Regions from separate parts of the Homo sapiens genome. Here region 1 is linked to region 2. A link is a loop called in an ENCODE intact Hi-C map of the cell type or tissue named here. Cell type or tissue: endothelial cell of umbilical vein. All regions are shown on one strand.

Region 1 (2,500 bases), 330 kb after region 2:
GAGAACAGCGTACCATTGATGGGCTATTGTCAGAGCAGCTGCTGTGTCAGTGGCATCTGTGGGCTCTCCAGGCGAATACACAGCCACCCTGATACATCCATGGCCAAAGGCAAAAGAGCAACTTCTCCTCTCTGTGGCAGCAGATGCCCCTGTTCTTCAGTTGATGAAAAAATCCTAGCAGAGGAAAAGGAAAGACAGAGGAAAGGAGATTGTTGGGTTGTTAAGAGATATGAGCAGGAGGGAGAGGTTGCAACCCACTTCTCCGCCCGCTTTCTGCTGGCCCCAGAGAACCCTATACTGTGAGCTCAGTTTGTAACTAGCTTATTCACCTAGGGATGACTCTATTGCAGGGCTAGGACAGAGAGGACTGAGGCACTGGCTTCGTTTAGTCTTTGGTGCATTTGATCTCACCTATAAAAGGAAACAAATGTGTGTCCTTTATTTGTCCCCAACTACTTTTCATTTGCTTAAGACAATCCTCTTCCTATATTTTGCAAAGAAAAAGGCAGAGCACTCTGCCTCATGGAAGGCAATGGTATCAGGGCCAGCTTTTTTTTTTTTTTTTTTTAACTGAGGCCACTGCAGTAGCTTTTATCTACTCACAGTTCTTTCTGGAGTCAAGGCCTCTGGCTATTTAAGCCATCTCCCTTCTTAGCAAGTTAAGATTGGGACAAAACAATTATAATTCTAGAACTTGTCAGCTTGAATCGAACCATCACAAACCAATCACACAAGGCTGCTCCCTTCAGCCCAATCGTTGAGATGATTTTCCCACGACCTGGAATGGACTTTTTAGATCCTTTGGAAAGAAAACTCACCGGCAAGTACATCTCTCTGTCTATAGGTCCTTTCTATCCAGAAATTTGTTGAGATCATTGGTAGTGGGTGAAAACATGTCCTTTAGGGAGAAGGTTTTTTAGACCAGAAGCATTAGTTATGGAGGTTGTCATTGTTGTTGTTTCTTCCAAGGAAGAGAATAAAAGTGTAATCACACTAGGTCATGTGTAAATTTATGCTGTTTTTACTGGCTCTTAACCCTTTTCCTTCCAGGAATTGTTAAGTTCCTTTGCAGTCATATATCAGCCCTTGGGTATGTTCTCACCAAGGGTGACTGTTTGACGGTAAGGTCCCCTCAGTAGACCAACAGAATACAAGTCAGGTCATGGAACTGATTCCCTGGAAATTACGTAAGAGAAATAAATACCCTGGTTTTTGTACAGAGAGGAAATTATGAAATCGAGCCTGAATCCATAGACTCTCTTAAATTCTCCTGTGAGAAAATTTTTGCTTGGTTCGAGGGGGTCTTCAGTGGAATTAGGGGTAAAACCTTTTGTATGAGAGATCTCCAGTTTCTAAGTTGTTTGAAAGGGGCTGCAGGTCAGGCTGCCTTCTGATGGAGACTCGGAGGGGTTCAGGAGACAGGAGCGAGCACAGAACATCTGTCAATGCTTAGAGCTCTTTCTTTTTTTCTTTGGTTTTATGTCATGACCTGTAACTCAACTCACAGAGAATTGCTTTCCATTATGGAGAAATAATTCCAACAATGATTTTTTTTTCTTGCTGACTGGATTGTCTCACCCTGTGGGGGTATGGCTTGGTTTTATATTATCAGGCATGTTTGGTGCTTTTTCTGTGTGTTGCTTTGATAGGCAACGCTTTTCAGCGGAGGCTGTGGCTCGAATCATGCAGGTCTTGAGCTGTATTTTCAGAGATGAACCCAGTGCTAAATCGTGGTAGTAATATAATTCACAGCACTCTGCGTGGATCACCGGCTATTTTGGGGTCCCAATCCCCTTTATGTAGGACTTGAAATAATGTACGGACTATGGAGAGAAAAAAAAGGAACAAAGGCAAGCAATGCTTAAGGAAAGAAGATAGAATACAGGGAGGAGTAAACTCATTTCTGTTTAATTCACTTAGAGAAGAGCATTGATTCATTTTGAACCCAGGATTAAAATGACTTGTATAAATTTCCATTATACTGTCTGGATTTTGAAACTATGGATACGGCATTGGGGACTAAACCTGTTGGGCTAAATGATACTTTGATCAGGTAGATGTTCAGATTGCTTCTGAAAAAAAATTTAAATAATATGTGCATTGTCTTTTAGTCTAAGGGAACTGCTTAAATTATGTGTACTTAGCTCATGTTTTACTGACATGTTGAAGCTGTTTAGCCTTACAGCTTTACAGATTGTTCTACTTTTCAAAAATACTGAGAGTTGCCAGTGTCTATTTTGAATGTTTCATATTTTAGTGCATAATAAATATGTGTGTAATGAGTGAATAGGTGACTTTTTAAATTGCAAAATGTAACTGGACTCTAAATACCATAAAATCAAGATCATGAAGGCAGGTTATGAGAAAGAGTCTTAGAACTGACCACAGCTCTTCTGTTAGAACTAAGCAACTGCAAATCAAATCTTAGCCCTCTTCATCTTTTGATAAGGTTTTTGGATGTGTCATCATTGGGTCAACAGATATAATTGTATATGTGCAT
Region 2 (2,500 bases):
TTTATAGTCTTGTCCCAAGGCCAAACTAATTTTCCTCCCATAATCAGAATAAAGTCTGAAGGGATATGGGTCACCTTGGTATTTTGCAGCACATTACACTGGTCAGCTATATGGGTGATACTGTTATTATTGGAATGGATGAACAGGAAATGGAAAATCTATTGGAAGTCTTGGTAAGATATATGCACTTGAAAGGATTGCCAACCTAAAAAACAAACAGAGGCTTTCTAAAAGAAAACACTTATTTGGGAATAAAATATTGCGATGGGAATATATGCATGCCATAGTAAATATGTGCATATTCAGGGAGGTAAAGGAAGACAAAGGTTTTTAAAGGGAAAAACTCAGGAGTATTACTTAATTGTTTTGAAATAATTATCCTTTGTAACAAAGATCAATAACAAGAGTGACGACAGTCGAGGTTAGGGAGGCAGTTGCTGGGCAGATGTCCTGGCAGAAGTATATTTTGTGTAAAGTTATTGTGGTCTTTGTGAAGGTTGTGGATTGTCTCATTTTTGTTGTTGTTGTTATCAAGCATACAAGTGTGAGAATCCTCTCTTCATGGCCTTCACTGGCCCTATCTGTCAGGATTTTCTTAACATTAGTGACTCCTTCTGACAACTTTCACAGGGTGGTAGATAAACCCTATGAAGGTACAGGTGCCCATTATGTCACTAAACTTTCTAGGAGTCCAGAGCCTAGAACATGCCAGGACAACCTTCAAAGCACCCCCTCCACCTCCAAGGCGAAGGAGAAAGCATGTTAGTCCTGTTTGGGTTCTGAAGTCTACAAATTTGTAGCATATGAGATTTCTGTTTTTCTTCCTCTGTGTTTCAAAAATAGACTGTGCCCTTCAGCACCTAAAAAATAATGAAATAACGTAATAATATTCATAATAAAGAATAGCATCTCATGCCAGGATTTCCAATATATCCTGCCTTTGTTGGTGGTCAGCAGTAGGAAGCGAATCCCTATTTTCCTCAGCCCAGTCATCCTCAGAGGACACTGGCAACGGGCCACTGTAACCACAGGGAAAATTAGACATATGACAAAGCTGGAGGCTAAAAATAGAATTCCTTTCCGATCAGCTTGTTCTATGCAATGCTTTTAATCTGGGGCTACCCTTCGTATGATCACTCAGTCACATGGACTAATCTAGTATCATCAACATCAAGGGAATTTCCAAGACACTTTACTATAGCAAATGAAATTCCATTTTTAAAAATAGGAAAACAATAGTGGTGTTCAGACGTTTTCCTGGATATTTTCTGGGGAACCTTCAGGGCTACTAATGTGTTTGTCTCTCAAGTATGCTTTAAGTTATCTTTGCTTGGTTCATAGACTCTTTTAAATGTCTGACTTATAACCACATCCTCAAAATACATTCATAAATACATTTGCCCAGCTTTGCCTACAGTTTCAGGTAAGTAGCAGAACTCCTGAAAAGCCCTGGGCTTTATAGACTCCCATGGGTAAGAAACGCTGCGTTGGACAATGTTTTTCCATGCCATGTATTGAATTGACATCTAAGCCAGCAACATTAATACAATGATCTAAAAAAGAGCTTTAGACACTGCAGCTATTAAGGTGTGAAAATTCTAGTTAGCAACAGGGACATCCTCTGCTGGAGATGAAGTTCTATGTTTTGTTATACTGAGCTGCTGAGTAATTCTTGTTTGTTCAGAAATCAAAATCCATATTCTTCTTTCATTGATTGTAATTTCAGTGGGGGCAAACAAGTGATATTAAAAGTTCGAGCTGTTGCTTAAGCCTTTAGTTATTGATATCATTATAAGATCAAGTCATTATTTATTATTTACTTTGGCTTGATAAATAGACTTGACGTATATGCTTACTTATAAGTTCCTCCTGAAATCATGCTATGATGAAATAACTAATAATGGCATTTAAAATAATAATGGCTATAGGTAATGAGTACTTATATGCAAGCATTGTGCTAAATGCTTTGGAGGCATTGTCTCAATGAAGTTGTACAATAATTCTCCCAGGAGGTAATATTATTCACATTTTACAGATGAGAAAGCAGAGGTATAGGGAGGTAAAGTAACTTGGCCAAAAGTCTGTATCTAGTAAAGTACAATGCTAGGATTTTGACCACAGGTCTTTTCCATTCCTAAAGCTTTGTATTAAATAGCTATGATATAATGCCTTTTTTGTAGAAAAAGAAAAAAGATAAATTTAAGAAAATCTTATTTATTATTTTTTCCTTTATTCATACAAGAGGATTATTTCTTTATTCACACAAGAGGATTTTCTTCATGAAAACTTAAATGTTAATGTTATTGAACTATAGCTTATAGATAATCAAATACAACTTACAATATTGCACATAATCATGTGTCTCTTTTAAATGTTTAGTTCAACTTGACAAATGTATACATCTGTATAACCACCTTCTAAATCAAGGTACAGAATATTTTTGTCACTGCAAATAGTTTCTTTATGACTGTTTGCAGTCTCCCACCTTTAGCAATCAGGT

The links. Peaks named below come from ENCODE experiments on the same cell type or tissue, not always from the same donor. Only the 100,000 strongest peaks of a DNase experiment are listed, where the experiment ranks them.
Region 1: a loop joins it to region 2, with 8 times the contacts of the local background. A loop is called at or near these places in 3 of 110 quality-filtered maps.

What each region holds. Positions count from the first base shown.
Region 1 is chr17:70,157,260-70,159,759 of GRCh38, forward strand. It overlaps LOC105371882 (a long non-coding RNA gene), which reads right to left and starts at 986. Exons shown (of 4, transcript XR_934953.3): 1 at 819-986; 2 at 14-174. In endothelial cell of umbilical vein, no CTCF peak of the experiment used is centred here; DNase peaks (open chromatin) are centred at 1,082 and 2,452; H3K4me3 peaks cover 1,267 bases; H3K27ac peaks cover 2,500 bases.
Region 2 is chr17:69,827,233-69,829,732 of GRCh38, forward strand. All of the region lies in intron 3 of LINC01483 (long intergenic non-protein coding RNA 1483), which reads left to right. Among named protein-coding and RNA genes, the nearest start is that of LINC01497, 130 kb to the right of the region's middle. In endothelial cell of umbilical vein, no CTCF peak of the experiment used is centred here; a DNase peak (open chromatin) is centred at 1,029; H3K27ac peaks cover 1,555 bases.